Linked DNA regions of Homo sapiens: region 2 is linked to region 1. Evidence: chromatin loops called from intact Hi-C (ENCODE). Cell type or tissue: heart left ventricle. All regions are shown on one strand.

What was found. A loop is a pair of places that touch in the nucleus more often than their neighbours do. Peaks named below come from ENCODE experiments on the same cell type or tissue, not always from the same donor. Only the 100,000 strongest peaks of a DNase experiment are listed, where the experiment ranks them.
Region 2: it touches region 1 in a loop (3-fold over the local background); 62 of 110 quality-filtered maps call a loop at or near these places.

Annotation. Positions count from the first base shown.
Region 1 is chr14:80,937,113-80,945,112 of GRCh38, forward strand. It overlaps CEP128 (centrosomal protein 128), which reads right to left and starts at 4,626. Exons shown (of 25, transcript NM_152446.5): 1 at 4,469-4,626; 2 at 2,273-2,428. RefSeq lists enhancers at 4,461-4,540, 4,841-4,920. In heart left ventricle, no CTCF peak of the experiment used is centred here; DNase peaks (open chromatin) are centred at 4,309 and 4,669; H3K4me3 peaks cover 1,521 bases.
Region 2 is chr14:81,173,860-81,181,859 of GRCh38, forward strand. GTF2A1 (general transcription factor IIA subunit 1) reads right to left here. Exons shown (of 9, transcript NM_015859.4): 9 at 1,593-6,471. The coding sequence ends at 6,364. Among named protein-coding and RNA genes, the nearest start is that of TSHR-AS1, 7.5 kb to the left of the region's middle. In heart left ventricle, no CTCF peak of the experiment used is centred here; no DNase peak of the experiment used is centred here; H3K4me3 peaks cover 969 bases.

The DNA.
Region 1 (8,000 bases):
TTCGAGATGAGCCTGGGCAACACAGTGAGACCTTGTCTCTACAAAAAAATAAAACAAAATTAGCCAGGTGTGGTAGTGCACACCTGTAGTCCTAACTACTCGGGAGGCTGATGTGAGAGGATTTCTCAAACCTGGGAGGTAGAGGCTACAGTGAGCCAAGATAGCACCACTGCACTTCAGCCTGGGTGACAGAGTGAGACCCTGTCTCAATCAATCTGTAATATACATAGACGTTGACCCAGAAAATCTATTTCTATGACTATTAACCTAGGAAGATAAAATATTTATATATATTTTATGTATAGACATATGCATAAGAATTTCACTGTAGAAATTCTTCAGAAATTTTAATTCACTCATCCATTCATCCATGAGCACATTCATTCACTCCAGCCTGGGCAACAGAGTGAATGAATTTTTTTACAGTTGTAAAAGAATAAGAAAAAAATATAAATCCACTGGATAAGCATACAATAAATGTATCTAATCACTGGGATACTATGTATCTGCTAAAAGAGACAAGGTTGAATGGTAAGTGCTGACCTGTAACAATACATTTTACGAAAAAAGAAAAACATACTATACAATAGTATGAATGTATTGTAACTACTTTATATCAGAATCAACCCAGAGACATTACATGGATAGTGTATTCTATAATATACATGCTAATATAGTTTTTAATAACCTGGTAAATCTAGATTATTTTTATATTATTTCCAAAATTTCTGGACCAGATTATCCCAATAGGTCCCCCATCCAGCTCTAAAATTCTTTAATCCTAAGAATTTTTTTTTTTTTTGAGACAGCATCTTACTCTGTCACCCAGGCTGGCATGTAGTAGTGTGATCACAGCTCACTGCAGCCTCGACCTTCTGGGCTCAAGTGATCATTCCACCTCAGCCTCCCGAGTAGCAGGGACCAAAGGCACATGCCACCATGCCTGGCTAATTTTTTGATTTTTTTGTAGAGACGGGGTCTTGCTATGTTGCCCAAGGTGTTCTAAAACTCCTGGGCTCAAGCGATCCTCCTGCCTTGGCCTCCCAAAGTGTGGGATTACAGGCATGAGTCAATGCACCTGGCCTAATCCTATAAATTTTGTACACCACTGATCTTAATACACAGTGTTAGTATTTTTTTTTTTTTTTTTTTGAGACAGAGTCTTGCTCTGTCGCCCAGGCTGGAGTGCAGTGGCGCGATCTCTGCTCATTGCAAGCTCTGCCTCCTGGGTTCATGCCATTCTCCTGCCTCAGCCTCCCAAGTAGCTGGGACTACAGGCGCCTGCCACCACGCCTGGTAATTTTTTTGTATTTTTTAGTAGAGACAAGGTTTCACCATGTTAGCCAGGATGGTCTCGATCTCCCGACCTCGTGATCTGCCTGCCTCGGCCTCCTAAAGTACTGGGATTACAGGCGTGAGCCACCGCGCCCGGCCACACAGTATTAGTACTGCAAGTCCGCAGTGTGTCTCCCCTCTATGTTTCAGAGCCTTTTATCTATCGAGCACAATATGAAATCCAAAAAAAGGTCCAGAATTTTTACATCTATGTTGTAAATTTAAACTTTAAACATTACACCCTTAATTATCAATGATAATTCATGTTGAATTTATTTATGGAAATCACAAATTATAATGATCTCTTACCTCAATAATAATATAAGGACCACTATATTTTTTTTAAAAAACTAAGAAAGATAATAGAACTTTTTGAACATTGAAAGAGATGAATAACTGCACACTGTGCCATATATGGTCCACTTAATCCAAAAATGTTAAGTGTGAATCAAATTCTATTAGAGGGCACTTATAAACAGCAATGAAGCCCCTTGGCAGTGGGTGGGACTGAAATTTGGAGTCAGAAGACCTGGGAACAATGATCACTCTTTTGGCTCCAGAATCCCAAGCAAATTAAATAACCTGAGACTCAACTGTCTCCTTTGTAAAAGATAAGCATGGTAAAGGAATTATATAATGCCTGTAAAAGGTGTCTGACAGAATGCCTGAGACAAAGCAGGTTCTCAATTCCTTGCTTAATAGAAACAGGTACATCACTGTTGCTTTTGTTAAGGTTATAAAGGATATCTCAACTTATCTACTTTGTTCATCTGAATTTTTGCAACACTGCATACACAATCATTCGATATTTTATTTTTAAACCATATATTAGAAGGGGCTTCTTGCTCCCAAAACTCTATTTCTTGGCATAGTCTTTTCTACCATAAATATGCAAAAAATGTGTTATCTCAGAAACTCAGGGAGAAAGCATACTTACAAAGCACACCCCCAAAACTCCGAGTTGCTCTTCTCTGAGCTCAACGCTCTTTTTAGGCACATATGTCTGCCTCCTATCATTTCTTCATGAGGTTCAGGGCAAAGGGCCTAGTCAAGCCGATGATCTTTGGTTGCCCCTACACTTTCCCCAAACCACCTACAAATAAACAAAACAAGGGGGTAAGACATACCTACAACTTTAAACATTTTTAAATAATGAAATATGAAAATTAAGTCCCTATGTACAGACTATGGCATAACACAGAATAGAGAAAATGCTCCTAGAATGATTCAAAAGCCCAAGAGACCTCACTACAATTCTTCACATCCAAGTGCCCAGCCCACATATTGTCACTGGTGACTTCCATCCATGCCTGGGCATCCCTGGGGCTTGCCAGAGAGTTCATGCTCCAGTGTGAACCGCAGCCCAAGTCTAGCCAAAAAGTACTATGTATGAGCATGTCTAAAAGTTGGTAACTAAGTCAGGTAATACAGTTAACATGTTACTGCTGAATGTGGTGACCCAATTATACTTCCAAGCCAGTCTAACACTCCTAAAGGAAATATTTTATAAGATGCCCAGTTCTTCCCATACTCAGTGCTACAATTAAATAAATAAGAATAAAATGCCTTTGGTTGTAGAAAAGAGCTGTGGACAGAAATATTTTCAATTAATTGTGACTGCTTTCAAAGCAATCTGTAAGAATCCACAGGAAGTGATCCAGAGAACTGGGAGTTGTCTACATAAAAGGTAGATCTGGGAATACATCTATAAACCATTTCAAGAAAAAAAAAAGGTATTCTGAAAAAGTTAATCAAAATAAACTGTCAAGAAACAGTTCAAAGAGACCCAGGTTATGCAATGGCAGACAAGATACGCTGAGAGAACATAGGCACAGTGCACACTTCACTCTTCTAACAAAACAGCCACCATCACCCATGAAATGAGTCATAGGCACAACCAAATTTATGTGTGCCAATGTGAAACTGCCAAAGTTTTAACCTTATCTCTAGTGCTGTCCAGTACAGCAGTCACTAGACACATGGCTACTGAGCTCTAGCTCTTGCCAGGTCAAACTGACATGTGCTATACATGTAAAATACACAAGAGATTTTGATGACTTAAAATATTTTTTTTTTTAATGTACAGCCAGGCATGGTGGCGAGTGCCTGTAATCCCAGCTACTCCGGAGGCTGAGACAGGAGAATCGCTTGAACCCAAGAGGTGGAGGTTGCAGTGAGCCCAGACCGCGCCACTGCAGTCCAGCCTGGGCGACAGAGCCAGACTCCTCAAAAAAAAAAAAGTAAAAATCTCAATAAGTTTTATATTTACTCCATTGAAAACATTTTTCTATATTGCGCTAAATAAACTATTATTTAATTTCACCAGTTTCTTTTTACTTTTTTAATGTGGGTACTACAAAATTTAAATTCACCTGAGTGGCTCACACTGTATTTGTATTAGACAACACTAATCTGCATAATTAATAAAAAATAAACAACAAATGCTGAGCACTTGCAGGGTGCCAGGCACTGTGCTAGATACTTTACATAATACTCAAATCAATGCTGCAATTAATGGTAAAGTTTTACCAGACGCCTACATAACAGATTGGCTCCATCAAACCAATAAAAGATGCAGCTGGGATTCAATGTCAGGTATTTTTACGAAATAATTCAATTAAGGGACTGCTAACAGCTAAGGCTGGAGCAAATCCTATGATGGCACGGGAAAGAGAGGTCACTAATAAAGCGTTCCCGAGAGTAGCACGCTTTCTGTGACTACAAAACAGGTATTAAAAAAAAAATCAAATTTGCTTGCAGGACAGGCAAGCAAATGTCAGACGGTCCTCTGGAGGACCTACCGAATGAGTCCAATCTCCTGTCCCTTAAAGCTTCACAGATGCTAGCGGTAGAGCAAGCTGCTCCCAAAGGAAGGACAATGTAGTCCAGATTCGCTGGGTAACCTGGCCAGGACCTGACCGCGGACACCCCTGCCGAGGGAGGGAGGCCTCGGGATGACAGGCGCGCCGTCTCCCCTCACCTCTGCACACACTCCACCCATCCACGGCCCCACCCCAGATCCCGCGCCGCTCTGAGGTCCCCACCCCTGGGACGAGGGGAAGTGGGACTAAAACGTCTACAGTAAGACGGGGAAGTGGTCGAAAAAGGGCAAGGGGGAGGTGGGGGCAGGTACCTGAGACGGAGGATGATCCCAGCTCCTTAATGCCGGATCATCGCCTAGGCCCCACCCGGCTCCCGCGGCTACCAGTGACCCAGAAGGTGCAACTGACCAAACGCAGCGACTCAACCGACTGTGCTCTCCCCAGACTCGCAGCTATGGCAACTTGAACTAGCCGCCCAGCCACAGCAAGAGTACAGGACCCCGCTGCCGCCGCTTGGCCCTCTGGGAGTTGTAGTCCATCTCGGCCTCATGATCAAGGAATTACCAAGGGAGAGAGTCCCGAAAAGGAACTGCAAATCCCAGGATGCCATATAGCTGGCCTTCGGGTAACTTTCCCGGATAAAAGCCTGATCCCTTGGCCGCGCCCTCTTGCCCTGCTCTATTTTTTTTTTTTGTTAAAGGACCAGCCTCCTTTGTAGGAGGCAAACTCCAGTTAGAAAGTGAATAAAAATGCTTCCTTGGCCTTGACTGTAATTTTACTCCTTGGGGGACAAAAGGAGTCCCCCAGGACTACGGTAAGATGGGGAAGTAGAAAAAGGGCAAGGGAGCGGTGGGAGGACAGGGAAAGACAATTTCTAGCACTGAAATGTAAAAATCCCCTTAATACCAGGGTCCAGTATATTGTTCCAAAGACTCACAAATTCTTAGAAGCGGACGGGAACAGAGAAGATTATGTAGGCCAACCTGTTTGGCCTGGAAAGAGTAAGGGACTTGCCTAAGATCATATGGCTTATTCACGGCACACCAAAAGTAGATGTGAGGCTGTCAGCTCATTACTGCTGCTACTTCAGTCTAGGTGTCATCTCCTCACTCTAGAACATAAAAGAAATGTTTTCCACTCAGGGGAGTTGGTTTCAGTCACGAAGAGAATGAAAACCTCAATAAAAAACTGAACTTTGGAAAGCTAAAAAGTAACAATTAAATTAGTCATATGAATTGCCCTTCTTCTCTGCCAAAAAGACCACTTCCCCTTCCTTCTTTGAGGCTAAACTCAAATATTACCTGATCTGTGAAAGCTTTCCTGGCTACGTGAAGAAGAGCTAGATCATGTTTAATAACAAGGGTTCCTTAATCTAATAATTCTGTGCTCTATAATCCATTTCCCAGTTGGTCCCCTCTATTAGCCCTTCAAAGGGACCTAACCTTTTTTGTACATTTTTATCTTTCTTCTCACCCTTTCCTCACTTGCCCTTCTCCGTTCATATCCCTCTCTCTCTTTCTTTCTCTCTCTCCCCCTTTCTCTCCTTCCATCCCTCCTTACCCCTCCTCCCTCCCAACAGGCAGAGTCATAAATAATTAGCACATAAATTTGATATAGTCGTATTATTCAAATTTTTTTTCTGGCCAACACTGAGACATAAAACTATCTCATATTGGTTTGAACATAAAATAATTCTTCCAAAGACCTCCTATGCATTTGCAACTATCTTCAAGCTGCTTACTTGAAATTGTTCCTCAAGAATACACTCCACCAGACAGAGTTTAAGATAATTCAGAACAGCCATAAAATTGCCCCATATACATGCAGAAGCATAATAATAACTGTTTATTTGTAAACATTTTAACTTTCAAAACAATTCTATTCATTTATGTAATTCAGCAAATGTATGCTGTATATTTCTAGTATCCAGACATTGTTTTAGACACTGAAGTTGCAGTGAAAATAAACAACATAGACTTTGCTTTCAAATTGCTCAGAGCCATGTGAGAGAAAAAGACAATAAATGATTACAAATCTCTGTGTAATAGAATACTGCATAGGTTTGTATGGAAAGACATAAAAGAGAAACTTTCTGAAGAAGTGATAATCAGATCAACTGCAGGAGAAATGTCTACCAAAAGAGCTAATGTAATCACGAGCTACATTAATAAAAACTGATTGTCCACAGCTTTTCCTCCCTGGTTCAACCATATTTAGAGAATTGGATTCTATTCTATAGGCCTTATTTTTCAAAGTGATATTAACCAAATAAATCAAACATTACAGGACACAACTGGGACCAAAGGGTTAAAAATCAGATATTTTCGTTCATTTTGATCAAGAAATGCTTAAATATGTTACTAAATTCATAGCAGCTGTTTGTCAGCTTTGGTGTGCTCTCAGTCAACAGACGTGGCATCCCAAAAAAATGTAGTGAAGTCAGGCCAGGGGTGCTGACTCAAGCCTGTAATCCCAGCACTTTGGGAGGCTGAGGTGGGTGGATCACGTGAGGTCAGGAGTTCGAGACCAGCCTGGCCAACATGGCGAAACTCCATCTCTACTAAAAATACAAAAATTAACCAGGTGTGGTGGTGGGCACCTGTAATCCCAGCTATTCGGCAGGCTGAAGCAGGAGAATCATTTGAACCTGGGAGGTGGAGGTTGCAGTGAGCTGAGATGGTGCCACTGCACTCCAGCCTTGGTGACAGAGTAAGACTCCATCTCAAAAAAAAAAAAAAAAGTAGTGAAGTCACATCACTGAATCTTTGTTTTTTATGTCTTAACAAAATAGACAAAATGAGTTAAAGCCGACAAAATGAGTTAAACCAACAAAATAGATTTTACATGAAATTGTCTCATAACTCCCAAAGATATGTATTACTTTTAATCAATATGGCCAACACACATTATACAAACACAATACCATACTCAAGCAGAATCATCTGAGCTTAGATTTAGAAAAACCCACAAAGAGTATTGATATGGTCTGGCTCTGTGTCCTCACCCAAATCTCTTGAATTGTAATCCCCACATGTTGGGGGAGGAACCTTGTGAGGGGTGATTAGGTCATGGGGCAGTTCCCCCACGCTGTTCTCATGATAGTGAGTGAGTTCTCAGGAGATCTGATGGTTTTATAAGAGGATTTTGCCCACTTCTCTCTCCTGCCACCATGTGAAGAAGGATGTGTTTGCTACCCCTTCTGCCATGATTGTAAGTTTCCTGAGGCTTCCCCAGCCATGCAGAACTGTAAGTCAATCAAACCACTTTCCTTTGCCAGGTGCGGTGGCTCACGCCTGTAATCCCAGCACTTTGGGAGGCTGAGGCAGGCGGATCACGAGGTCAGGAGATCGAGACCATCCTGGCTAACATGGTGAAACTCCGTCTCTACTAAAAATACAAAAAATTAGCCAGGTGTGGCGGCGGGTGCCTGTAGTCCCAGCTACTTGGGAGGCTGAGGCAGGAGAACGGCGTAAACCCGGAAGGCAGAGCTTGCAGTGAGCCGAGATCGTGCCACTGCACTGCAGCCTGGGCGACAGAGTCAAGAGTCTGTCTCAAAAAAAAAAAAAAAAAAAAAAAAAAAAAAAAAAACAGAAAAAACAGAACAAAACAAAAAAAAAAAAAACCACTTTCCTTTATAAATCACCCAGTCACAGGTAGTTCTTCATAGCAGGGTGAAAACAAACCAGTACAAGTATCATTTGCAGTACCCTTCTTTTGCAAACCATGTATTACAGATAGGGGCACACAGAGGTTACATGATGTATTAGTTTACTAGGGATTTGATTAAATACCACAGAATGGGTGACTTAAACAACAAAAATTTATTTCCCACAATTCTGAAGG
Region 2 (8,000 bases), 240 kb after region 1:
AATGGGAAGAAGGGGCTAATTGGGAAGGCAAAAGACTCCTACAAGGGAAAGGTGATATCTTAAGACACACTTTGCATGAATAATGCTTTTCTTTCTTGGTTGCAAACAACAGAAACAGACTTATTTTAAGCAGAAAAGGGATTGGAAGGGTACAGTAGTTTGCAGCCAAAGTCTGCTTAGGAGGTTGCCAATAGCACTCTTGCCCCAGTCAATATCACACCACCAGACCTGAACATATATAGGACCTCTGACTGATCCTGCAACTTTGTTTCATGCTCTTAAGACTCAAAGTCCTGAGTGTAAGCATCAGTCTGACCACCTCAGATTTTGGTCCCTGTTTCTGGATCCAGTGACAGGTGACTTCTTACTTGCTATTCTACTTCCATAAAGAGGTATATATTACCCTCCATTCTTCTTGGCATGAAGCAAAATAGGAAGGGTATTCTGACACTGAGAAGCCAAAACAACAAATGTCCCTTGTACATCCCTGCTGAAAGTGAACAGCTCTAAAGAGCTTTACTCTCAGCCGGGCGCAGTGGCTCAAGCCTGTAATCCTAGCACTTTGGGAGGCCAACGCGGGTGGATCATGAGGTCAGGAGATCGAGACCATCCTAACATGATGAAACCCCGTCTCTACTAAAAATACAAAAACAAAATTAGGAAGGCGTGGTGGCGGGAACCTGTAGTCCCAGTTAACTTGGGAGGCTGAGCCGGAAGAATGGTGTGAACCCGGGAGGCGGAGCTTGCAGTGAGCTGAGATGGTGCCGCTGCACTCCAGCCTGGGCAACAGAGCGAGACTCTTGTCTCTAAAAACAAAAAAAGCTTTACTCTCTTCATCTCTTGCAACTAACCTGGGTGAACTTTAGTTTTCCTGGCCCTATTTGCCCCACTCAGCAATGCCACCCTAACCTATGCATCATTAGCATGGAGGTCCTGTCAACACAGAGAAGTCAATGTACTCTTTTTCAAAGTGGAGGAGACATTGTGAGAATCAGAGTGATGTATCCGTATCTTCAATGTTTGACAACTCTGTTTTGCTCCTTAAATGAACTGGACAGACTCCATTCATATTTGGAAAAGTCCATTTTTAAAATGATAGTTCTATCATAGTTTTAGCTTTGAGAAAATTCAACTTATTTAGACATATAATTTAGGATTTTTTTGGCGGGGGGAGAGAGGGAGCTTAAAGGCCCTCCCACTGTTTGATTATCCCTCTCCCATACCCAGCACTCAATTTTCTTCCCTCTGACACTTTCTGCTGTAGCCAGATGCATTGTTTCACCAACTTACCCTCCCAGGATTGTTTGGTTATAATGAACTCTTTCACTGGTTCTCAATTTGTTTTTGCTATTTTTGACCATTAATTTTTTCCGGTTCAAGAATAATTTTAAACTATGCAAATAAGTATGAAATTAAGCATATAATTGTGACATCTGAGTGCTGACTGTGTACCAGGCACCAGCCTAAGAGCTTTACATGCATCACACCTCATTTCATCCTCAAAATCTTGTCATTTTACAGCTGGAGAAACAAAAGCCAAAAGCTTAAGCTTAATCAAAGTAGGGGCTTGAATTAAACTGCAAAATACAAGATTTGCTGGCAATAAATAAGATATCTTTATTATGATTATGTTAATAGTTAAAATTTGCATGTTTTCTAGATAGTCTGTTAACAGGATAAAAAAATACAAAAAGGCGAGCTTCTTAATGATTCAGCTGAATTAACTATAAAATTAAAATACCTGCTAATTATTATCTTCTAAAATAACACAAAATATATTCAATACGCAATACAAACCTCAGTAATCCAATTCTCCTAATATGCAATTATTTATAACCTCTGAACTAAGAGGAAGTGGTTTGACTAAACAGAGAAATAACAATGTTTTTATCCTAAGTAATCTATACTTTGGAGTAGAAATACTTATTTAATACAATATGTTAATTATTAATATTTCACAAGGAGTAATCTTTATTTTGAAAAACAATGTTAATTATACCAATTTTTAGTTATAATTTGTTAGTGTGAATTCGCCCAACCTAAATTCCTGTGTGCCTGGAAAATACAACTTTTTAAAAGCTAGTATTAATCATTTGTAACACAGTTTACTAATTCAAATTGACATCTCAATCTACTTATCTTTAAGGTACAGAATTTAGCATCTTTTTGTTGTTGTTAAATGGAATTCTCATTAACAATGTAAAGCATTTTCCTTTCTAAATTGTATTTTATTCAATTATCTATAACAATGCCATATACTAGTAAGCAAAGCAAGCAACATTTTTTTTTAAATAACATCTTTAATTAAAGTTTTTGCAAAGTAGAATATTAAACTTAAAATAGGTCTTAGTACATCAAAATACTAAGTTCTCTAATTGTATTCCAAGATGGTCTTTAAAACATAATATCCCATATATCACAGAAGAGCAACCTTGATCTGCAATGAATTTTACAAACATAATAAATATATTTACGCCATTACACATAACAGTATGTACAACAGCAGTTGACAATAGTAGCTCAGAACAGCAAAAAGGATTAGCCCCGCCCCCCAAGTCATAGTCCTGATGTAGACTGGACTGATTAAGGAACCTTGACTGAAAGAGTAGTTACTAACTCAATGTGTAGTAACTTCCCTTAAAAGAGAAAAGTTTTTTTGTTCCTCAAAATAAACAAAAATGTTAGTTTGGTGTGTTCTTCATTAAACCATAGACAATGACAAAAGACAAGAGTAAGGCAGGCTTAAAAAGGGAACAATATAAACTTCGTAATAATTTTCATAGCATAATAGAGGACTAAAATGCAAAGCTATTTAACAAACTCATGAGGAAACAAGTAAAGCAACTATTTTTTAACTAAAGAATTCAAAATCTGCTATAGCTGATTCTGACAGGTAGGTGAGAGAAAGACATGAAATAAAATGAAAATGTACAAAGATGGATCAACAAACTATTACATTGCACAAAAGCTTAAAAAAAAGAAAGTTCAAGATGAAATAATCGGAAAAACAGGAATTTTCTCAAGTAGAAGAAAATGCTAAGTCATAAAGAGAACTCCCAAGAGGAAATTATGTCTGTTTTCCTATACAAGGGGTATTTACCCTCTGATAAGAATGGTGACATTATTGCTATGAGAATCAAAAATAGTATACTCTTAGAGGGAGACAACTCTTTTCATTCCTCCATAAAAGCCAGGAAAAAAAAAATCTGTGACTTTCATTATAGCAAAAGAAAATATTCATATAAAAGCTATATGTTATTTCCTAAAACCAGAATCTATTATGCTCATTAAGCACACATTTTAATTACTACACACTGCTCAAGTCTTGATGTAATCTTAGAACAAGAAAGTGGCTTTGCTTTTAAAAGAGGCAACAGTGTAAATGTGACATTATGATGGCATTTTAATTAACAGAAAGAAATGTGAACATTTAAAAAATAGAAAAGCCCAACATAAAGATCCCCCTCACATAACAGACATTTTACTCTAGAAATTAATTGCACATTAAAGAGTTGTTTTAGCCATATGTGGCACTCCACAGAAATTAAACATGCTCTCAGGCATTCAAATGGTCTGATTACCCAAATGGCCACCAAGCAAGAGTTTGTATACTGAAAGGCACACATTTCCATGTTTTATCTTGTAATTTTGTGTAAATTTTCCTTAGCACTGTTGATTAATGTTAATTTAAGTAAAAGGTGCCATCGCCATCTGTGCAAATCTAAACAAATCCTCTCCAGAAACCATTACTTATTTTCATAATACCAAGTCCGAACTATTTTCTGCCTTTAGATAAACATGCTACTTTCATTTTCAAATTCTGAAAGTGGAAATCCCTTGCCTTTTCAAAGGAATGACATTTTAATGGAACCTAATACGAAATGATTTGTTAAATACAATGTTAAAAGCATGATTAAGAATTCAAGTACAATAAAAGATAAGCAAGTGACATTCTTACAGCAAAAGCTACTATAATAAAACTAAAACATGCTATTTGATTAAAAAGGACACGATGCAAATAATATATAAGAGCACAATTTGGTATGCAATGTAGCTTGGACCAGCTTTCAGAATTTTCACAGGTAAAAGAAAAGCATTTGCCAAGTATACCATAATTCATATGCAATACGCAGGTGCAAATACAAATGGTTATTTCCTGCTTCAAAAATAACAAAATAACCACTCTGAAAGCAGTGGTTGTTAATATTTGAAAAATAAAGTTATAAAAACAGGCCAGTATACAACACTACTATGAATATGAATGTTTGTCTACATAGAGGGCCCAAGACAAGCTGAATATCATACAGTAATCCAAGTTTCAGTAGCATAAAAACTACTAGATAGCCAAAGGGTTTCACTTAAGCAACACTGCAGCACTGCTGAATTTTTATAGGTAGTTCAGGTCACTGACTTCCTTACTGAGTAAATACAAACCTACTAGCAACTATATTGAAGAACAGTTGAACAACAGCACTTCTGTGATGTTACTCCCTCCCATTTCCTCTTCTCTCAGTCTTAATAATATATATTTTAAAACCTCTGTGTGCTTTGAGAGTCACAGAATAAACAAACTTCCCCTCAAAAAACTAAATTAATATAGTCAAAATAAAAGCTGTATTACCAGTTATGGCATCTAAATAAAATCTAACTACTAGCATGCTAGACACCACCATTAACACCAAAGTTTAGAACATAAGTTAAAGAGATCAAGGTGGTAAGCTGGGTGGGAAGTAGAAAAAAAAAATTTTTGCCTTTTTTTAAAGTTAAAAGATTTGTGTTAAAAAAGAAACACTATATAATAGCTCACAGTTTTCTTCTCTGTAATGTACTTTAAAAAGTGTTCATGTGTTACTTCTGAAAACACAAAGGCAAAAGGAAGACAAAAACTGAAGATTAAAAAAATATATCAATATACAAGTAACCTAAACACATGTAAATTTTGTCAAGATAAACCATGGAAAGTTGAATTCGTTGTAAGAACACAATGGTGAAGACAAGCATTCCTGCAGTTCTCCCAGGCAGTGAATTCACACTGAACACAGCAGTGCCATATTGTTCTTCAGAGCCCCTTACAGAATACAGACCTATGCATTCTTAATATACATATTACATTTCTATTATTTTTAATATACAAGTCAAATTTCTATGCTTTCTTCCCAATGTGCAAACTGGAGCCAACGTCTTTATTTTCAATGGCCTGGAAGGGCCACCAAATGAAAGAGAGGTAACTTAGTGGCCCACCCACCTCTTCCCCCCAAATTTTCCCCTCAAATTACAAAGTTGATTTTAAAAACTTGTTGAATTAGAATAGATTTTTAAAATTCTTTACTAGTAAACACAAGAAACTTTTATAATTACTAAACTGTTTAATAAAAATCCAGGTCCTCACCACCTGCCCTATGCTAATCAATGCACAGACTGTTAACTGAATGTTTAGCTTAAAAACTAAACACATTTATAAGCACACACTTCAGCCCAACAGGAAAAGTCTACATATATTCATGTGTATACAATTTCAGCTAGATGGTATGCTTGCAAAATAAAACTATATTCCTGAGGAGCTAGTTTGGGGTTTCTTTTTAAGGTGTGGCACTAAAAGAAACAAATTAAGTTTTTCTGTAAGGAAATTAAAGTTGTGGTTTCAATTCCACTGAACTCAGACAAGACCCAAGTCTTTAATTACATTTAATAAGTATGAAAACCTAATTAAAATAAATATTCATTCCTGGGTCAAATTTTATCTCCAAACTATGATCACTGATAACTTTAAATCTTAAATAGATGTTTCATAAAGCTGGAAAGGAAGAGGTATATATCACTGAGGGAGAATAGCAAGTAAAAATATTTAAGACCTATTATGAGAGTTTTAAATTGTTTTCTTATACAAGTGAATTAAAATTCAACACAATTCTTACCCTTTTGTAAAAAGCTCACACGCAACTTTTACCAAATATAACCACATACAATAAGCAGTTTCAGTTCAATCTATCAAAAGGGAAGTTTCTTCAGTTCATTCCAACAAGTATCTTCTGATTGAACCCAAGTTGGAGGAAGGAATATAGACAAAGCTTTACATGCTAATTACCGGTGGCAGGTACCTGTATTTAAAATCAACAATTATGGTTTTCCTACACAAAACCCCAACCCTCCCACCCAAAAACCCTAGGTGCTACAGTTCCATGGCTTGCCAGTAAGTAGTGTCTATGTTGTCAAGGTCTATCTTTGTTCCAGTAGCTTTGCTTCTACTGCACTTTTCTGACATGCAGAAACGAAGTTTTGGTTGGCATATGCCCCAAGTTTCAAACTGTCCGCTTTACATTTTTTTTAAGTTTCTTTTATTTATAAAAGAAAAAAAGCAACTCTTCACCATTCTGCATCTCCAATGGCTTTGGAAAATATATAATCTCTTCCATTAAGATTCATAATGCCATCCTTGAGATGAAATTTCCATTTGTTTTTACTTCTGTGTATCTAAACAAAAACAACATTTTAAAAATTGAGAGATACAATCAGAAAACAGAGAAAACAAGTAACAAAAAACCCATACACACACACACGTACACACACACCCCCCCACAAAACAGTATTTACAGTATTGTATTTGCAAATTGGTTTGTTTTTGTAGAAGAAGGGTCTCCTATGTTGTGCAGGCTGGGCTCGAGCTCCTGGCCTCACGTGATCCTTCTATCTCAGCCTCCCAAAGTGTTGGGATTACAAGCGTGAGTCACAGCACCTGGCCTAAAAATTGGTTTCTTAATAAAGTTTAATTTCACCAAAAAGAACAACAACAACAAAAAAACCACACACAAAACTCACTAGGTGGGTCTAAAAACAAATTTATCTGTAATTAGTACTATTTTATAGCTTTTAGTACTTGTGTTCATTAAAGTAGTTAAAAAATATTTCTTTACAAAATGTCTTATCTCTCTACCAGGTTTGCATATATATTTTCAAGGTCTACCTCAAAAAGACTATCCTCCACAAAGCTTTCCCAAATCTTACCAGCTAAAACTATTCTTTTCCACTGTTAAATTCCCAATGGTATTTTCATTGACATTTCTTACATTATTTGTAAGTAATACAATTATGGACTCATTTCTTCTACCAAAATAAAACTCCTTATAGAGTTCTCAAGACCTAACTACCATGGAACCTTATACATAGCAGTATTTTAAAAATACATCTAAAGGATGCTAATCATCCAGTCACTTACACCAGATTTCAAAAACTATGTACATCCACAGTTAAACAAAAAGAGCTGAAGGGCAGGCTCTGGGCACTCCCATCTTTGCCTTCACTTATAGTCCGTAGTTGTTTGTAATTCCATGGATTTGGTGGGGGAGAGGAGTTGTAAAACTTAATGAACTGAAGTGACCTTTCTTCCTTTTCCCAGTAAGTCACACTAATTATTTAATGTTCAAGTTCCACATCTTCTGCAAAGAAGGCCCCCTGGTTCTCCCTATTCTATGATCTAAAGGTACCTAAAAAAAAAAAAAAATCAACTAGTTCAGGCTTTCATTTTCAGAAGAAGAAATGACAGATTGGATAGGGTTCAATGGTTTGACCAAGTGTATACTGCTACTAAGTGACAATCATGATTTTCAAGTCTTGGTCCAGTACGCTTTTACTAAATCAGTCTGTTTCATATAATAATGCAGAAATGCTCAACAGGTATAGATATTTTCTTTTTCTTTTTTTTCTTTGAGACAGAGTCTCACTCTGTTATCCAGGCTGGAGTGCAATGGCACGATCTTGGCTCACTGCAACCTCCCCCTCCCAGGTTCAAGTGATTCTCCTGCCTCAGCCTCCTGAGTAGCTGGGATTACAGGCACTCACCATCACGCCCAGCTAATTTTTGTATTTTTGTAGAGATGGGTTTCACCAGGCTGGCCAGGCTGGTCTTGAACTCTTGACCTCAGGTGATCCCCCACCTCGGCCTCCCAAAGTGCTGGGATTACAGGCGTGAGCCACTGCACCCGGCCAGGTACAGATATTTTCTG